Linked DNA regions of Homo sapiens: region 2 is linked to region 1. A link is an interaction called in ENCODE POLR2A ChIA-PET data of the cell type or tissue named here. Cell type or tissue: PC-9. All regions are shown on one strand. Each heading gives the region's core, and the rest is flanking DNA. Links, peaks and the distances in the headings are about the cores only. Region 1 has its middle 44 kb from the start of ZNF366. Region 2 overlaps TNPO1-DT (TNPO1 divergent transcript).

Region 1 (4,398 bases), core at 148-4,147:
CCATCTTATAAATTGTTTAAATATTTTATTTTTAAAAAAACAATGAAACTGCATTGGCTCATACAATTTATAGAAAAGGTCCACCATATAACATAATTGGCAAAGCCGTTGTCATTGTCAAATTAATTAGCAAATCAGGCTTACTTTCATATAGACATGGCTTTCTATTATGTTTTCTAAATCATTTCAAATACACATGTTAGTACACATTCCTCAGCAAACATTACTTCTGAATTCTCATTCTAAGCTACATAGCTGGCTGGCTGGCTGGCTGGATGGATGGATGGATGGAGGCAAAGAAACTCACCATGACTTTGTCACCTGAATGAAACAGTGCCACATCTTTAATATTTCCTCCCAAACCTTCCTTTCCTTTACTTTCCTGTGACTCTCTCTCAGAAGGGATGCATGTCTAAATTCTTTATTTGGTACCCAGAAGTCTTTTACAGCTCAGGGTAATAGTGCTCCACAGGAAGATGCAGGATCGCAGGGAGAGCTGTTTGTCTTCTTTTCCAAACTGGGGCCAGAGAAAAGGGAGGTGGGAAGCTATGCTTGGAGTCAATTTGTCCCATGTTTTCTTTCTAAAAGCATATGGAGGGGAAAATGATTGGTGTTTTAAAGATGTTGGGTCACTTTACTTTCTCATGCTATTAGGCCAAGCTGTGACCCTTAGTTTCATCTCCAGATTATCAGACATAAAAGGCCCACAGGAATCCAGAAGCTAGACAGAGCATAGGTATTCCAATCTCTCAAGAAAATGGGCAGTAAGAGATTTACTAATAGTATGTTTGCTCACCTGGCATTTAGAAAGTTTAAAATTCTCCCTCTTAATTGTTCTATTTTGTTTGTTAATATTGTGTTCAGGTATTTTCTATATCATAGTAGAATCAGCACTATTATCAATTCTTAATTATCTAACAATATTTATTTTGTTCATTACCTGAGGTCGAATTTTAATTCGGGTTGACTTTTCCCTGAAATTTAGCACAACAAACATCTCAGCTCATTTACCCCCTACAGCTCAAATAGTTTAAGCTCATGGAAGGCAAACTAATTTTAAAATAAGCAAGGGACTTGAAAGGCAAGCCTTTGCTGCCAAAAAAAAAAAAAAAAGGAAAGAAAAGAAAAGAACATAATACATTATTAGCCAATTGGTATTTCTCTGACATCTGGTACCCCCTATTCTCCAAAACAGCTGCAAACTTGAAATAGCCCCCAAAGGCCTCTGGGAGTGAGCAGTGGTTCACTTTGGGAAGATCCAACCTTGAAGATTACAGAAGACGTGAGGCAACTGGTTCTTTTTCTAGACAACAGCACACACCTAAGAGAGCAGGACATCTGAAGGCTATAGAAGCCAGTCCACAATAATGTCAAAACCCAGAATCCCAGGAGACCTAGGACAGAAGGAACTGAAAAAGTGATGAAAAATGGCAACCAACTGGCCAAAACAGAGGAGCCAGAGCAAAGCCTAGAAATGTTGATGATTCGGGAAAATATAGACTTCCCAAGAGTGAAGACAGGGGACTTATGGGAACCCGGAAGACTACCAAGGACAAGTAGCCCCAGCCCAAAAAGAAGAGCAAACTGGAGACGCTCAGTGTTAGCTGCCCTGCCCTGAACACTTCAGGATGGCTGAACGCCTACACATGGTGCTAAAGGAATGAAGGAAGGGCCCTCATTCTAGCTAGATTCTTTTGGCTTTTAGGAACAGAGATCTCTGCATATCAGCTCCTTAGTCTTCCCTCAATTGACTTTATCTGCCTCACCACAGTGACTGCTTCCTCACAGCTTTGCTTATTTATAGTCCATCATGGACTCTTCAGCCCTGACTTTATGTCACAGAGGTTTTATTTAGGCTCGGCTTGCAAATCTTTACCTCTTTCCATATTTGGCTTAAATTACTGAGCATCCTATTTGTCCAACTCAACTTTTTAAGCCAGACTGTAGGTCAATCATCATTGGCCAGCTTGTAGACTGGCTACTTTTGAAACAGGTGCCCATTTTTATTCAATCAGTTGGGAGGAGAGTCACATGCTTCAAAGCATAGCTACCCTAGGCCTGCTCATCAGTGGAAATTGTGGCAAACAGATGTTACAAAATGTCTAGGGAGAACTTGAACCACCTAGGAGTATTTAGTTTAAAACTCTCTGTTTGATAAAAGCAGGAAAATCTGATACAACTTCCAATAAACATTTTACCACTTAAAGGAATAACTTTCAATTATGTAAAAAGTTCACTTATTCTCAATACCGTATAACTGAGAGGTTACTAGATATTCCCTTTCAGATGATATAGTAGATTGGTAAATATTTTTTCTTTAACCTGAGGAGTTAAAGTGGTAGTTGTAATGTTACGATCAGTCAGTCTTCTGCTGAGTACTGAGTATAGCTACCTTTTTTTTTTTTTTTTTTTTTTTGAGACAGAGTCTCGCTCTGTCACCCAGGCTGGAGTGCAGTGGCGCGATCTCGGCTCACTGCAAGCTCCGCCTCCCGGGTTCACGCCATTCTCCTGCCTCAGACTCCCGAGTAGCTGGGACTACAGGCGTCTGCCACCACACCTGGCTAATTTTTTTGCATGTTTTTAGTAGAGACGGGGTTTCACTGTGTTAGCCAGGATGGTCTCGATCTCCTGATCTTGTGATCTGCCCGCTGAGCCTCCCAAAGTGCTGGGATTACAGGCGTAGCTACCTTTTTTAACTGGAATGGTTGAGAGTATTCTTACCGATGCTCCTTATTCCATTTAACCCACAACTTCTCACAATTACAGGAAACATGACTCATACATTTCTTGGGCCTTTCATGGAATTAAGCTTTGGCATCATGTGCAAGTACTGACTTTAAAAATTTTCATATCACAGCTAACAAACGTATACATTTGTCCCTGCGTAAAATGGTAAACAGATGGCTCTTCATTCCTACGACAATGATATCATGCTCTTACTAAAAACAGGGCCATAGTCTGAAAGCCAATGAGAATGAAGTTGGTATAAACCATTACAACTGGACTGCCTTTCTCCTGCCCCTCTGCCAAACCACATCCACTTATCCTTCCAAGCCCAGCCAAATCCCACCTTGTCTGTGAAATTCCTGAGATAATAATGATTAAAAGAACAAGGACAGGGAAGGGCAAGATCCTGGGAAATAGCCTGTGTGACTAAGAGAGGTTTCTATAGCCAATAATAAAGAGGGAGTGTAGGGAGAAAGGCGTCAGGGAGGAGGCCTCAGCCAGTAGCTGGAACTGGCCACATGAGCAGCTTCAATGGTAGGGGCAGTCTTGGAAGCTCCAAAGAAGGAAGAAAGGCAAATCTCAGTTCCAGTACACTAAAACTGGTGGACACTGGGGACTGGGCAGAGACAGGAGATACTGGTCTAGAATACAAAATCAGAGTGGGAACAACAGAGGGAAGGATGGAATCCTGGCCAAGGAGCAAGGATGGGTAAATGCAGTGTTCGATGTTTGAAATGGGCTGGGCAGAACTAATGGCAGAGCTTATTTGAGCCTATCTTCCAAGTTTAGCAGAATAGAAGAGCAAAAAATTAAGATATCGACCGATCTCTCTCTTCTCTGAACTCTTGGGAATTCTTAATGCATAGAAACATACAATTTAATACTACCTTATTCTCACCTTGTCTCTTAATCTAATTGGGTTTTTTTTTTTTTTTTTTTTTTTGGATTGCAAGGGCCACAAACCTATTCAAACTAACTCAAGTTAAAAGGGATGTCAAATGGCAAGACTATAGCAAGGTCACAGAGAGATTCAGGAAATGCAAAACAATTAAGATCCAGGAAGGGAGAAAGCCAGGAATCTTGAAGACCAGCCACACTTCATTTCCCTCTCTCTTATGGACTGCCTATTTCTTTGCATAACTATTTCATCTAGATTTCCGCTTTTCTTTACCTGGTCCATCTGTACTTCTGTTTTCTCAAAACCCCAATGGTCCCATCATAGCTACCCAAACCTGACTTCATGACCTCTCATTTGAGCACCCATCACCAATTTGTTGAGTTTCTCTGTTTCCTAAGTGTAAATTCCTTGTTAGGGGAATATAATTGACATGACTTTTCTTTTCCATAAAGACTCCAAGGCGTGGGCAGCTATCTGTGGGTGGGGTGTTCACCTCAAGTGATCTGGGGGATAAGGCAAGTTGAACCCCTTGGTTCTAAACAATGATTTAGGGGAGGAGACCTCTGTGGATTATGAGTAAGGCATATGGGGACACATTTCTAGGACATATTCCCAATAAGTTGTGAGATTCTGGAGGGCTAGAATAGTGACATGTCTCAGGTACATATATAGTAGAAGCTCCCTTATTCAGCCTCCACTTGGCTGACTCTCCAAATTTACTTACGATCTCCATTTCCTCTAGAAAAGTTACTGCTCCATGCCCATGGCATAGA
Region 2 (4,398 bases), core at 145-4,144, 240 kb after region 1:
TTGTATACAATATTCCTTTTAGAAAACATATTTGTAAACCATATATGTAACTTTGTTAACAGAATATTCTGTATTCTGCTTTTATGTTCCCTTACTTGTTTTTCTTCTTTATTTGATGATTATGGCAGGGTTCTCCTCAAAGAACTTCGTATTCAATATGGTAAGCCACTTCTAGTGGTAATTTATTAAATCGTCTTCATTTCCAAGGTAACTGGTTAAAATGTTATTTGTGACCACAGACATAGAACTTCATCATAGAACTAAGCATTAGAGACAGTAACTCCAAGTTTATTTTTGGAAAAGAAGAGGAAGAAAAAGATAGTATCAGTATGATTAACAGCTTGATCTCTGGATTCAGACAGTTCCTGGCTCCTCCACTTATGAGCTGTGTGACCTAGGGCAAGCGACTAAACTTCTCTAAGCTTCTGTGTTCTCATCTGTAAAATGATGATAATAAATAATATCTACTTTATATGGCTATTGAGAGGATTAAAAGCAATAAATTACGTAAAGAGCTTAGCATAGTTCCTGGCACATGGTATACAACTAATAAATGTGATATACCACTTTTGTAACTAATTTTTTTAAGTATGAAAAGACTTTATGCTAAAATACATAATATGCCTTTCTTTCCTTGTTTCAATTTGTTTCTGCATAAATAAAAATTATTTTTAATATTTTGAAAACATTTACAACACAAAAAATCTTAGCGCTTCACAGCCCTTTATGATAAAAAAAGGTTGATAATTGTGTTAATATATTTATGATAAGAAACAGCTTTACTTGGATAAGGTAACAAGGATGGACCTGTGAGGTCAAAGAAATGTATGAGTTCATTAAGTGTGGCTTAAGTATCCAGGGAAGGTGGTTATTTATACTCCTAAAGAGTTCATACTCCAGCAACTCTCAGTACATCTAATGACATAATATATGGAGACACGGACCGCTGTGGGAGAAAATGATGAAGTGTCCATTTGGGACAGGGCCTCCTTATTCTCATGAATTGCTCAAATATGTGGGGACATAGGACTGCAAAAGGACAAGTAATACTTTTATGAAGTCTGTGACCCATACCATTCATTGCACCCTGGGAAAAGGAAAGAAAAGTTCTGAACAATTCTGTTGAGCAATTACCTATTGAATGAATATGCCATAATATATTTAACCATTCTCCTACTGTGGAACATGTAGTTTTCCCCCATATTTTTTCCTTTTACCTCATAAATGATGATGCCACAAGCATCATCTTTGTATATAGAGCTCTTTTCCTCCACTGAAGCAGCATGCTGCAATGATAGTGAGGCCACACCCTGGAGCCATACTCTCTAGCCTCAAATCCCAGCTCTGCCATTAACCAACCATGTGATCTTAAGCAATTTGTTTAATCTTTGTTTCCCTCAGTTTCCTCATGTGTAAAATGGAGATAATAAAATTCCCAGTTCATATGGCTGCTATGAAGATTAAATCAGTTAACATATGAAAGGCACTTAGAAAAGTGTCTGGCATTAATTCAGCATGTAGGATTCAGCATCTAGGTGGTACCTAGAGATGCTCCTTGACACTTACTATGGGGTTACATCCTGATAAATCCATCATAAATTAGAAATCTCCATGGTTGAAAGTGTGTAACTGCGAGTTTCCACTTGTTTCTGTTGCCCAGAATGAATTTTTATTTTTATACTTTATGAATTTTCTAATTCATTACCTTATTGTTTTTAAAGTGAATTTATTTAATTGCTACTGAAGGTGTTTCGTAAGTTAAGTGACTATTTCCTCTTATTTGAATGCTGTTAGTGCCCTTTTGTTTTTAGGGGTTTGGTGTTAGGCTTTAGTTTTTGTTTTGTTTTGTTTTGTTTTTTGTTGTTGTTTTCTTATTTGTTTGTTTTGAGACAGAGTCTCGCTCTGCTGCCCAGTCTGGAGTGCATTGGCACAATCTCAGCTCACTGAAACCTCCACCTCCTGGGTTCAAGCGATCCATGCCTCAGCCTCCTGAGTAGCTGGGACTACAGGCACTCACCACCACACCTGGCTAATTTTTTTTGTATTTTTAGTAAATACAGGGTCTTTCCATGTTGGCCAGGCTGGTCTCGAACTCCTGGCCTCAAGTGATCCTCCTGCCTTGGCCTCCCAAAGTGCTGGGATTACAGGCATAAGTAAACATGCCCGGCCAGGCTTTAGTTTTGACTAAAGACTGACATATTCAAAATTTCGTTACTTCATCTGTCATATTTAGTACAAGTAATTCTCTCAGTCTCTTGTTTTCTTTTTAAGCTCCTTTTATTGTTTTTCACATTATAGATATTTTAAATGTTTGTATAGTTATGTGTGTCCATCTTCTATTTTTTCATTTCTGATTGCTCTCCTCTTATCTTCTTATTTTGTTACAATTTGGTTTGTTAATATTTAACTTCCTGTAGTTTTCTCCTAAAGGGCAGAGACTCTGTTAATCATCATTGTATCTATATGCCTAGCCCAGTCCCAGCATGTAATGAACTACCAATAAATATTTGTGGAATGAATGAGTAAGTGAAGGAACAACTGAATTGGCCCCAGCAGTCCACAGACCACACCCACTTGAGATTACATAATAAGGTCACTTTTTCTTTAATAGCCAACTTATAAAAACTATGAACTTGCATTCCATAGGCTACAAAAAAACTATTCTTCCGGAGGATTTCCTTCCCATGGATCTGTTAAATGTTCCACTAAATCAGTACTACATTTGTCACCGCTATTAGAGTCCAGCAAGTCACTTCTGCCATCAGATAACCAGCTTCTCTAGAATACTACTCGCCCTATGAGTTATTCTCCAAGCATAGACTCTGATCCCTCCCTTAATTATCTAAAGCACAGGTAACACATGAATAAAACAATTAACAAAAATGTACTGCAAACTTGGGTATGAAAGAAGTACAATGCAGGCTGGGCACAGTGGCTCATGCCTATAATCCCAGCATTTTGGGAGGCCAAGGCAGGTGGATCACATGAGGCCAGGAGTTGAAGACCAGCCTGGCCAACATGGCAAAACTCTGTCTCTACTAAAAATACAAAAATCAGCTAGACATGTCAGTGCACACCTGTAGTCCCAGCTACTTGGAAGGTTGAGGCACAAGAATCGCTTGAACCTGGGAGGTGGAGACTGCAGTGAGCCGAAATCGCACCACTGCACGCCAGCCTGGGTGACAGAGTGAAACTCTCAATGCAGTATAGATTCCAACAACTACTGGAAGGAGTTACTTTGGGAACACAATGTGGCAATGGCCAGCTCACCCCACCAACAGAAAATCGCCAGGCATCTCCACACACTGAAACACTGGCCCTAAGAACCGCTGTGGTGGGAGTATGTGTGTGTGTGCAGAGAGGAGAAAGAGATGTAGAGACAGACGAAGAGATTCAGAGAGATATCTTTCCTCTTCAAATCCATGCCCTGCTTCTTTTGGCTGTTGCGAAGATTAAATGAGTTAAATTAAATAATTGACAGTGGGAGCACCCACTAATGCAGAGTACGGTCTGGCTCCTATGGCCAGACAGGCAATGATAAAGGTCAGCAGTACATTTTACAAGTCTGAGTTATTCTGTCTTAAATACCACTATGTGAAAGGCACCAGTGCTCCAAATCCAGGTGGTATTATACCAATCCTAGTCCCCTGATTCCCTTTCACAATTTTTATCTCCATAATAAAGAGCTGAGATCTACACAACACTCTTGGCATGGTCCAGTGAGACAATCTCCTGTTACCAATTACTTAGACAAAACTCTCTCTCTCTCTCTCTCTCTGACTCTCTCTTCCAAAATAAATAAACAAACAGTACTTTGCAAGGACAATTCAGCCAAAATCCAATTCTAAGGCTACATATTTTCCCCCTCTGATTTTGAAAGGATATACACAAGCCACTAAACCCAATTTATACTTCTAAACGAAACTTGTCAGCTTACTAGAAACTTCAATCTCCTCAAAAAGCAACAAGTGAGTACTTGCTCTAGATGTGTGTAATTCAAAAGGCCTATTCTGGTAATTCTCCCAAAACAAAGAAAGCCTGCTCCAAAGATGAATCAATGACTCCATCTTTATTAAAAAAAATATCTGGCAACTTTTAAATGATTTAATGCCAGGTTTCCAAAAAAGTAAAGTCCTGATGTGCAGCCTCTTGCAGAATGAATAAAGTAGTGTGAGGTGAAGGTCCAAGTTAAAGTTTTTGCATATTAATATCTGGTTGTCTTAGTCCATTTTCTGTTGCTATAGAAAAATACCACAAACTGGGTAATTTATAAAGAAAAGAAATTTGGCTGGACACAGTGGCTCATGCTGTAATCCCAGCACTTTGGGAGGCGAAGGTTGGGAGGATCACTTGAGCCCAGGAATTTGAGACCAGCCTGGGCAACATAGTGAGACCCCA

The links. Peaks named below come from ENCODE experiments on the same cell type or tissue, not always from the same donor. Only the 100,000 strongest peaks of a DNase experiment are listed, where the experiment ranks them.
Region 2: POLR2A ChIA-PET joins it to region 1 with 5 read pairs; 3 of 35 experiments call an interaction of 5 or more read pairs at or near these places.

Annotation. Positions count from the first base shown.
Region 1 is chr5:72,549,322-72,553,719 of GRCh38, forward strand. No RefSeq gene overlaps it. Among named protein-coding and RNA genes, the nearest start is that of ZNF366, 44 kb to the left of the region's middle. In PC-9, for the core only: no CTCF peak of the experiment used is centred there; no DNase peak of the experiment used is centred there.
Region 2 is chr5:72,786,531-72,790,928 of GRCh38, forward strand. All of the region lies in intron 2 of TNPO1-DT (TNPO1 divergent transcript), which reads right to left. Among named protein-coding and RNA genes, the nearest start is that of TNPO1-DT, 28 kb to the right of the region's middle. In PC-9, for the core only: no CTCF peak of the experiment used is centred there; a DNase peak (open chromatin) is centred at 2,501.